2 separate regions of the Homo sapiens genome follow, and region 2 is linked to region 1. A link is an interaction called in ENCODE POLR2A ChIA-PET data of the cell type or tissue named here. Cell type or tissue: B cell. All regions are shown on one strand. Each heading gives the region's core, and the rest is flanking DNA. Links, peaks and the distances in the headings are about the cores only.

The links. ChIA-PET counts read pairs that join two places held together with the same protein. Peaks named below come from ENCODE experiments on the same cell type or tissue, not always from the same donor. Only the 100,000 strongest peaks of a DNase experiment are listed, where the experiment ranks them.
Region 2: POLR2A ChIA-PET joins it to region 1 with 5 read pairs; 5 of 35 experiments call an interaction of 5 or more read pairs at or near these places.

Annotation. Positions count from the first base shown.
Region 1 is chr17:30,728,705-30,734,078 of GRCh38, reverse strand. It overlaps the pseudogene SUZ12P1. Among named protein-coding and RNA genes, the nearest start is that of CRLF3, 93 kb to the left of the region's middle. RefSeq lists a silencer at 2,093-2,162 and an enhancer at 1,860-2,480. In B cell, for the core only: no CTCF peak of the experiment used is centred there; DNase peaks (open chromatin) are centred at 2,398 and 2,622; H3K4me3 peaks cover 1,924 bases; H3K27ac peaks cover 1,165 bases.
Region 2 is chr17:30,796,533-30,801,906 of GRCh38, reverse strand. CRLF3 (cytokine receptor like factor 3) reads left to right here. Exons shown (of 8, transcript NM_015986.4): 3 at 4,509-4,596. Among named protein-coding and RNA genes, the nearest start is that of CRLF3, 25 kb to the left of the region's middle. In B cell, for the core only: no CTCF peak of the experiment used is centred there; no DNase peak of the experiment used is centred there.

The DNA.
Region 1 (5,374 bases), core at 70-5,069:
ACATCCTAATACAGATCCAGACATTCCTAATACAGGTATGATGAAAGTCAGTCAAGATTTTTTTTTTCTTTTTTTGAAAAGGGGTCTTGATATGTTGCCCAGGCTGGTCTCAAACTCGTGGGCTCAACAGATCCTCCTGCCTCAGCCTCCAGAGTAGCTAGGATTACAGGTGGGATCCACTGCACTCAAAAGTCAGTCAATGTTGAAATAAATCTCGGACACAAACTGCAGAAAAAATTCTCAATAAATATTCCTAATTATAATTTAAAGTTTTATCTATTTTGTTCAATATAAATATTACCTCAATACATTTTTTACACAATTGACAGATTCACAAAACCGTCTAACGCTTAAAATGAGTTGAATTAAATTTCAAATTAGTTAAAATGTAATTTGTTATACAGGACTTAAGTGGATGAAAAATACATATACTATTATATTAGTTACATTAATGACCTATTAGTATCACGTTGTCATTATACAGCAGTATCAGAATAAACCAAATAGAAATAACTGTGAATAATTACATTCAAGTATTTAAACTTTCCAGTAAACAACTTCAAGTTGTTTTATGACCAGATCTAGCTCTTAATGACACTTGACTTCCCTGAGGTCGACTCATCAGAACGCAAATAGTTAAAACTTTCTTGGAGAATGTGTCTTCTCTTAACATTCAGAAAGAACTTTTAAAATTTCCACCTAAATCTTCAATTGGTTAGTTTTATCTTAAATTAACTAAAGGGAGATGAGATACTTTAGAAGGGGTACAAACAAGTATCATTATTGTCACCACTGCCCTTCAGTTCTCCATCCTATTTCCAATTAAAGCCTCTCTAGATATTTCAAAGTATATTAAGAAATATGTGAATAATGTGAATCTCTCTGAAGCAAGGTCAATATTCGTTTCGATAAAAACTGAAACTCCTTCTATTAAGTTCCAATTAGAATTTCATGAAGCACTAATGAGAGAGAATGAAGGAAGGGTATTAAACAACATAATACGGTCTTTCTAAGCACAGCTGATACCATGCCCTTAATATATGCCACAGTGAAACTGTAAATAAGGACACTGGGCGGTAGAGCCAAGTTTATTCAAGTTTCTGTAAGATTACTTAGCTATTAAAGATCACCCAAATTATAACACACAAAAGCAAAAAAGGAAACCAATCAGGATATAACATTCCTTAAAGAACAATCAGGATTATTCATAGTCACGATGTTTTTAATAAATTCTATTGTTTATTTCCAGACACCTTGCTCTCCTTTCCAAATAAGTCAGTTTCACCTACCAGACAGACCTTAGAAACAGAAATTGACCCAAGAAAATGTCCTGTAAGCCGAGTAGAAAAAGCAGAATTCTGGGGTCGTCTCCAGAGAAGATGCTTGACCACTCTCTGGCTCAGTTTACATATCCACAAAATGGGTGGATAGATTTGAAGGGTTTTAAGCATCCAAAGGTGCCATAGGAACCTGCAGCACCAAGTTAGCGCGAAGGCATTTCAGACTAAGGACACTTTCTTCGGTTCCACTGCACTCATCCCTTCACAGGCTTCATTTTGCCCCTCAAAAGCTACAACCGAAACCCCTGTATTTCTAGAGTCCGAAAGGCATGAAAGAAAACAAGAACCAGTCTCGGGATGTGACTGCGGCTCAGTTCAACTGCTACCTCCTCATCTAAAAGCCGCCTGCTCTGAACGTGGGGCCCCAGTCCCGAGCCTCTTGCGTCAATCTTGGGGGAGTCAAGAACCCGCCCGGACCCTCTTTTCCAGCTCTCCCAAGGCCCTGGACTCCGGATCCCCTGGAGACGTAATCTCCGAAAGGGGGACATCCCCTCAATTCCTCCCTCCACTACCACACAAGTGGACTCCCGAGGAGGAAGGGGGCCCAGCAGAGTGTCCCATCCCCGGTGTTGGCAGAGTGGGTCTTCCTGCCCTCAAAGCCTCGCACGCACTCACTCTCAAAGGCCTGGAGGAAAAGCTCGTGGTCAGCCTGGACGTGCTCCATTTTCGACTTCTTCACCGGTAACGCCGCGGAGGAGGAGGAGGCCGAGTAACTGCCACCGCCTCCACAGCCCCCGCCGCCGGATTTGCCGCTCGAAGCCGTCGCCGCCGAACCCCCGAAGCCGCCTCCCCCGGACCCCGCGCTGGGCCCCGAGCCGCCCCCTCCCCCACCGCCGTGCTTCTGAGGCGCCATCGCGGTTCCTGCCTCCTTCCCCGGCCAGCTACTCGCCGGGCGGCCCCGGAGAGTAAGCGCCTGCAATACCAACCGCTCGCCCCAGCAGGCTCCGGCTGACCGAGGGGAGAAGGAGGAGAGAGGGGAGGAAAGGGGAAGGGAAGGCAGGAGGAGAGGAGGGAAGGAGGGAGGAAGAAAAAGTGTCTCCTCAGAGCCCCGCTCCGCTTCGGAGGCCGCTCACCCTACCCAGGCCTCGCTCCGCCCACTTCCCCCGCCCGGCGCTCTGATTGGCCGGCGGGAGCGCGCACCGCCGGGCCGCCCAGCCCGTTGGCCCGCGGATTCCCCCGTCAGTCACGCGGAGGCGCTTCTCGCGGAGGCGCGGCTTGGTTGGCCGGTGCGCGCTGCCGATCGCGGGCCCGGCCGCCTCTTTGAACTGAATTCGCGGGAAAATTAGGGGTCGGAGCGGCCTTCCTGCTGGCCCCGGTGCATTGTGGGGAGAGAAGGACCCAGCGAGCGGTTTAGAGAGTCTAGATCCTTAGTTTTTTGCCCCCAAACACCGTAAGAGCGGTCAGAGAGGTAAACTGGTTGAGAAGTACTTACATACACTCTTCTCTTCTTGAGGATCTATACCTTTTCAGCTCAGAAAGCTGAGAAGGAATCCGGTGTTTTGCGAGCCTTGCTTTTTTTTTTTTTTTTTTTTTTTTTTGAGACGGAGCCTCCCTCTGTCGCCCAGGCTGGAGTGCCAGTGGCGCGATTTCGTCTCCCTACAACCTGCGCCTCCCGGGTTCAAGCGATTCTCCTGCCTCAGCCTCCAGAGTAGCTGGGATTACAGGCGCTCGCCACCACGCCTGGCTAATTTTTTTGTGTTTTTATTAGAGACAGGGTTTCACCATGTTGGCCAGGCTGGTCTCGATCTCCTGACCTCGTGATCCGCCTGCCTCGGCTTCCCAAAGTGCTGGGATTACAGGCGTGAGCCACTGTGCTGGCCAGAAACACACATTCTCTGAGGCGGGCCCTCCAGCATGGGAACCCCTGCTCTGTCACATCCAGCTGTCATCCCAGCCTGTCCCATCTCAGGCTGTCCTGGGCTCTCAGTACCATCATTGAGCCAGCACTTTCAAATCTCTTATGTCCAGCCTGGAATTTCTCATCAGAGCCCCCATTACCATTTCCCTGCTGAAAACCAAAACCCTTGTAATTGGCCCAGTTAGCTCCCTGACCCCATGTCTGCTCCAGCCACTCCTGCTATTCCTGGACCACAGCAGGCCTTGCCCCAGGGCCTTTGCACCTGTCGCTTCCTCCACCTGTAGCTTCTGCCAACCCACTGTCCACATGGCCGGCTCCTTCAGGCCATTGCTCAGATGGAACTATTCACCTGGTGTATAGAATGTCCTCTTCATGGGGCAGGGATCATTGAACTGTTTTGCTCATGGTGGCCGCATCCCCAAATTTTACTTTTTTTTTTTAGAGATAGGGTCTTGCTCTGTCACTCAGGCTGGAGTGCAGTGGTGAAATCATGGCTCACTGCAGCCTCCACCTCCCAGGCTCAAGCGATCCTCCCGCCTCGGCCTCCCTAGTAGCTGAGACCACAGGTATGCGCCATCACGTCCAGCTAATTTATTTTATTTTGCAAAGATGAGGTCTTGCTATGTTGCCCAGGCTGAACATGAACTTCTGGCCTCAAGAGATCCTCCTGCCTCAACATCCCAAAGTGCTGGGATTACTGCTTGAGGCCATCACCATTGTTGTCTTCATATCCTCAACTTTTAGAATAGGCCTGGCACGCGGCACTGAATTATTTGTTGAATGAATCTCAGATCCCAAAGCTGAGACTCTGCCTTGATTCCTCACCTTCCCTGTCATCCCCCTCACAGAAGCCATCAGCAAGTCCTGTGGGCTCTGCCTCTCAAGTATCTCGCGACCTGCCCACTTCTGGCTCTAAGCACAGCACCCAGGCCCATGCCGCCATCCTATGTCACCTGTATGTTGTCCTGGCCTCCTTGCCCGCCTCCCAATCCGCCCTTCACTCAGAGCTAAGGGACCACATAATGATGTTGATCCGAACATTAACTGACCCCCTGGTCTCTGCTGGGGTCTCATTTCCTCACTAGAGCCCAGAGGCTGTGGGTGAACTGGTGCCACCAAGCTCTCCAAGCCCCATTCTGTCCTCCCTCCTGTTCCTGAAACATTCAACATTCCAGTTCCAGCCCCCAAGCAGGATCCCTGCATGTTGGCTGCGGCTGCTCATTGTTCAGGGCTCAGCCGCAAGGTCACCGCAGCAGAGTGACCTACCCTGGCCCCCTGCAAACAAAACAGTCCTCGCCTGCTGCCCTCACCCGCCATCTTTTCCCTGTTTTTAATTCACAGCTCTCAAGTGAGCACCTGAAATTACCTTTTTATCAACACGAGCTTCTTGAGAGAGGCCCTTAGAAATCAGCACACGGCTGGGCACAGTGGCTCATGCCTGTAATCCCAGCACTTTGGGAAGCCGAGGCGGGTGGATCACCAGAGGTCAGGAGTTCGAGACCACCCTGGCCAACATGGTGAAACCCCGTCTCTACTAAAAATACCAAAAAATTAGCCGGGCGTGGTGGCAGATACCTGTAATCCCAGCTACTCGGGAGGCTGAGGCACAAGAATTGGTTGAACCCGAGAGGTAGAGGTTGCAGTGAGGCTAGATTGTGCCATTGCACTCCAGTCCGGGCAACAGAGCCAGACTGTCTCAAAAATAAATAAATAAAATAAAACAAATAGGCACAGGCCCTCAATAAATAAAGATCCCCACAGGGCAGGACACCTGGTCCAGACCTCAGTCTCCTCACATGGGAAATGGGAGGATAATATCTGCAAGACAGCCCTGAACACCCCCTCTCCAGCCCTGTAGCTCTCTGCCCGCTTCCCCTCTCATGCCCACTCCTGATACCAGCTCCCTCTCCACTGCCCCAGCTTCTTCACTAAATCCCCCGCAGCCACCTCCAGCCCCCATCCGCATCTCCCCCCACATCCCTGACTAGACACGGCTGGTGTCACTTTCAGATCATTTTACAGCGTGTTACTCCCCCAGCCGCCACCAGCCCCCGTCCGCATCTCCCCCCACATCTGTGACTAGACATGGCTGGTGTCACTTTCAGATCATTTTCCAGCATGTTACTTTGGGGATGGGGAGTGGCTTCCTTATTTCAACTTCCTCATTTCTCCAACT
Region 2 (5,374 bases), core at 111-5,110, 68 kb before region 1:
GAAGTAACATTATCATAAGTGGAGTGAATGGCATATTCAAGGATTAGTTGAAGCATTTTAAGCAGCAGAGTGACAGGATCAGATGTGCATTTAAAAAAAAAATGACCCTGCCTATTTGGAGACTATGTTAGAGATTGTAAGACTAGAGGGAAAAGAGACTGATTAAAAAGTTATTAGAGGCCGAGGCCAGGCTAACACCTATAACCCCAGCACTTTGGGATGTCAAGATGGGAGGATCACTTGAGGTCAGGAGTTTGAGACTAACCTGGCCAACATGGTAAAACCCCATCTCTACTAAAAATACAAAATTTAGCCAGACGTGGTGGTGGGCACCTGTAATTCCAGTTACTCGGGAGGCTGAGGCAGGAGAATCACTTGAACCTGGGAGACAAAGGTTGCAGTCAGCCAAGATCACAACACTACACTCCAGCCTGGGCAACAGAGTGAGACTCCGTCTCAAAATAAAAAAAAATTATTAGAAACTGGGCACGGTGGTTCATGCTTGTAATCCCAGCACTTTGGGAGGCTGAGGCGGGTGGATCACTTGAGCCCAGGAGTTCAAGACCAGCCTGGGCAAGATAATGAGACCCCATCTCAAAAAAAAAGTTATTAGAAAGTAATCCAGGTAGGAATGGTAAAGGCGGTGGCTGGTAAAGATGAGGCAGGGCTGATTTTAAGAGATTTTGAGCCAGGCACAATGGCTCACACCTGTAATCCCAGCACTTTGGGAGCCTAGACAGGAGAGGAGGATCATTTGAGGTAAGGAGTTCGAGACCAGTCTGGGCAATGTAGTGAGATTGTCTCTAATTTTTTTAAAAAAAAATAGCTAGGCGTGCTGAGCACAGTGGCTCACACCTGTAATCCCAGCACTTTGGGAGGCCGAGGCAGGCATATCACAAGGTCAAGAGATCAAGACCATCCTGGCTAACACAGTGAAACCCCATCTCTACTTAAAATACAAAAAGTTAGCCAGGCATGGTGGCAGGCGCCTGTAGTCCCAGCTACTCGGGAGGCTGAGGCACGATAATGGCGTGAACCCAGGAGGCGGAGCTTGCAGTGAGCCTAGATCGTGCTATGGCACTCCAGCCTGGGCGACAGAGCGAGACTCCGTCTCAAAAAAAAAAAAAAAAAAATTAGCCAGGCATGGTGGCACACACAAGTTGTCCCAACTACTCAGGAGGCTGAGGTGGGAGAGCTTGAGCTATGATTGCAGCACTGCACTCCAGCCTGGGCAACAGAGCAAGACCCTGTCTCTTAAAAATAAAAACAAAAAAACAAGACAGAGTTTTTTTTTTTTTTAAGAAGTAGAATTATTGATGATTTTACTGAGCAGTGACTGTTATCTGTAGATGATTACCTACATATGTGATGGAGGGGAAAGGAAAGGATTTGTGATAACAAAAATCAGCCTACTTTTGGATTCTGAATAAATAGTGGTGCTGTTTTTGACAAAGGAATTGAAGGAGAAGGCGGGTGCTTAGTACGTAGTTAGGCATTTGGCTTGGGCATGGTGAGTTTGAGGTGCTTAAGATGGAAATACGGGTATGATTCTTAGGAGAGAGATCATACCAGGAGATGTCAGTATGGCAGTTAATGGCATATATATCAAATCTGAATCTATTGGAATAAGTACAATCATCAAGGGACACCGTGTAATGTGAGAAGAGCAGATGAAAGAGATTAGAACGCTAAGGGTCACCAACATTTAAAAGTCATTTGAGGAAAAAGGAGCTAGGGAAGGAGACTGAATTCCATCTCTTCTGCAGAATGAGTGCTGGGAGTGGTGTGGGAAAAAGGCGTGGATGATTCACATGGCTGTCACTCCACCTGGAAGTTAATCTTCTTTTGGTCCCACTTAGAATATAGTATGGGTGTTATCTTGACATTGCTGGTTACATTTTTGTCTTGTCTTCAATGAGAAGTGTTTATTTGCCACTGACCATAACAGTACTTTTGAGAAAATTCTAGCAGTACCATGAAATGTCTTTCCTTGGTGGCTTTGCATTTGGAAACAAACCCAGAAGCAGTGCACCACGGGCCAGGAGTGTACACTCATCACCCTGAGGACTGATCATTTGTTTTTATTTTAGAAGATAAATCCTGGCCGGGCGCGGTGGCTCGTGCCTGTAATCACAACACTTTGGGAGGCCGAGGGGGGCGGATCATCTGAGGTCAGGAGTTCAAGACCAGCCTGGCCAACATGGTGAAACCCCGTCTCTACTAAAAATACAAAAATTAGCTGGGCATGGTGGTGGGCACCTGTAATCCTAGCTACTCGGGAGGCTGAGGCAAGAGGTTGCAGTGAGCTGAGATTGCACCATTGCACTCCAGTCTGGGCGACAAGAGCAAGACTCCATCTCAAAAAAAAAAAAAGATAAATCCTGGCTGGGCATAGTGGCACATTCCTGTAGTCCTAGCTACTTGGGAGGCTGAGGCGGGAGGATCCCCTGAGCCCCAGAGTTTGAGGTTGCAGTGAGCTGTGATTATACATCACACTCCAGCCTGGGTGACAGAGTGAGACTCTGTCTCAAAAAGAAAAAATCCCTTTGAGGCAGTGTGAGTGTTACAGCATTTGATACTTGAATATTTTTGTATGTCCAAAATTTAATTTAATTAATTAACTTATTTATTTTTGAGATGGCGTGTTGCACTGTTGCCTGGGCTGGAGTGCAGTGGCACGATCTCAGCTTGCTGCAGCCTACGCCTCGCAGGTTCAAGCGATTTTCCTGCCTCAGCCTCCCGAGTAGCTGGGATTATAGGCGCCCGCCACCACGCCCAGCAAATTTTTTGTATTTTTAATAGAGACAGAGTTTCACCATGTTGGCCAGGCTGGTCTAGCACTCCTGACCTCGTGATTTGCCCACCTCGGCCTCCCAAAGTGCTGGGATTACAGGCGTGAGCCACTGTGCCTGGCCTATGTTTTTTAATTAAAAAAAATTATTATACATCTCAGCAGCAGAAGGAAACTTTAGGAATATTTTTAATGTCAAACTCTTTCCTATTCTCCTGAGGGATAGAAACTTACTTATGGAATTTTGAGGATTTTATTTATTTATTTACTTATTTTTGAGACAGAGTCTCACACTGTTGCCCAGGCTGGAGTGCAGTGGCACGATCTTGGCTCACTGCAACCTCCACCTCTCGGGTTCAAGCGATTCTAGTGCCTCAGCCTCCCTAGTAGCTAGAACTACAGGAGCGTGCCACTATGCCCAGCTACTTTTTGTATTTTTAGTAGAGACGGGGTTTCATCATGTTGGCCAAGCTAGTCTTGAACTCCCAACCCCAGGTGACCCACCAGCCTCAGCCTGCCAAAGTGCTGAGATTATAGGCATGAGCCACAGTACCCGGCCATGTCTCTGTTTTTCTTTTGGTGAAGGAGAAGGTCATATGGTCTCAAAAAACTTGAGTAACTACAGGGCACATTTAGATGGAAAAGAGTTCTGGCAGTGTTCTTCAGGGCTGTGGAAGGACATAGAAGTTGGTCATTTTCATATCATATGCCTCTATGTAACTTTTTTTTTTGGCGGGGGGGACGGAGTCTCGCTCTTTTGCCCAGGCTGGAGTGCAGTGGCGTGATCTCGGCTCACTGCAACCTCCATGTCCCGGATTCAAGTGATTCTCCTGCCTCAGCCTCCCTAGTAGCTGGGAATACAGGCACCTGCCACCACACCCAACTAATTTTTGTATTTTTAGTAGAGACAGGGTTTCACCATGTTGGCCAGGATGGTCTTGATCTCCTGACCTCGTGATCCACCTGCCTCCGCCTCCCAAAGTGCTGGGATTACAGGCGTGAGCTACCGCACCCAGCCTGACATTTTCTTTTTATTGTTCTGTTGAATAATTTGTAATCTGATATATGATACTCTTTTAGGAAAACATAGATGCATCATTTGGCTTTTCAAGCCTTATGCCCAGCCTGGGCAACATAGTGAGACCTCATCTCTACCAAAAAAAAAAAAAAAAAAATAGCTGGGCATGGTGGCGTGCACGTGTGGTCACAGCTACTTGGGAGGCTGAGATGGGAGGATTGCTTGAACCTGGAAGTTCAAGGCTGCAGTGAGTTATGATCCTACCACTGTGCTCCAGCATGAGTGACAGAACAAGACCCAGTCTCAAAAAAAAAAAAAAAAACACCCTATCCCCTGTTGCACCTCTCAGGGCAATATTTTGTACTGGCTCCTATTGAAGTTCATAATGATTCTGTAGGAGAGATGGAAAGAAGTCCCTGGGCTTTCTGCTTTGCCTAAAATTGGTTGATTTCCTTGTATAGAGTAGATAGATTTTTCATCTCTGGCAAAATGTTGCCACTGTATATCCCTTTTCCTCTTGGATTTGATCTTAGAGTCACGTCTAAAATAGTTTCTACTTTAACTTTTTGGGAATTTGACTGTGGCATCACTTAAGAACTTATTTGCAAGAACGCTAGAGACCCACCCAGACATGAGTTGTGTTGATTACTTTATATGTGACCATTTTCATTGTTCTAGTTCTCTTATTCTTGATTGTAGGTGAAATCGCCATGCTTGGTGGTGTGGGAGAAGAGAATGAGAAACTGTGGAGCTTTACCAAAAAGGCCTCGCACATTCAGTTGGACAGGTAAAAGAGTTTGTGCCTTTTTGACTTACTTTTAAGCATTTAAACTATGTCTGCTTTTTTCCTCCCTCTGTTCAAGATTCTCATTAAGGGAGATAGAGAATATATATTTCAAGGTTTTCAGACCATGCGTGGTGGTTTACACCTGTAATCCCAGCACGTTGGGAGGCCAAGGCGGGTGGATTGCTTGAGGCCAGGAGTTTGAGACCAGCCTGGCCAACATGTTGAAACCCTGTCTCTACTAAAAATATAAAAATTAGACGGGCATGGACCTGTAATCCAGCTACTTGGGGAGGCTGAGACAGGAGAATTGCTTGAACCCAGGAGGCAGATGTTGCAGTGAGCCAAGTTTGTACCACTACACTCCAGCCTGGGCAACAGCAAGACTCCATCTCAAAATAAGTATAAAATAAAATAAAAAATTATCCGGGCATGGTGGCGTGCGCCTGTAAGTCCCAGCTACTCGAGAGGCTGAGGCAAGAGAGTCGCTTGAATCGGGGAGGTGGAGGTTGCAGTGAGCTGAGATCGCACCACAGCACTCCAGCCTAGGGGACAGAGTGAGACTCTGTCTGAAAAAAAAAAAAAAAAGCGTTTCACTGCCCATTACCACTGTTACTAATGAAATAGTTGTGATTATAATCCTTGGTATAGTATTACTACACATTTTTTCAATCCAATATATAAAAGAATTGTTAAATTTTAGAAATTATCAATGTATTGTTGAAATGGAGTCATATTCCAGTAAACCAGATCTTTTGGCTTAAACTGGACAGTTATGATC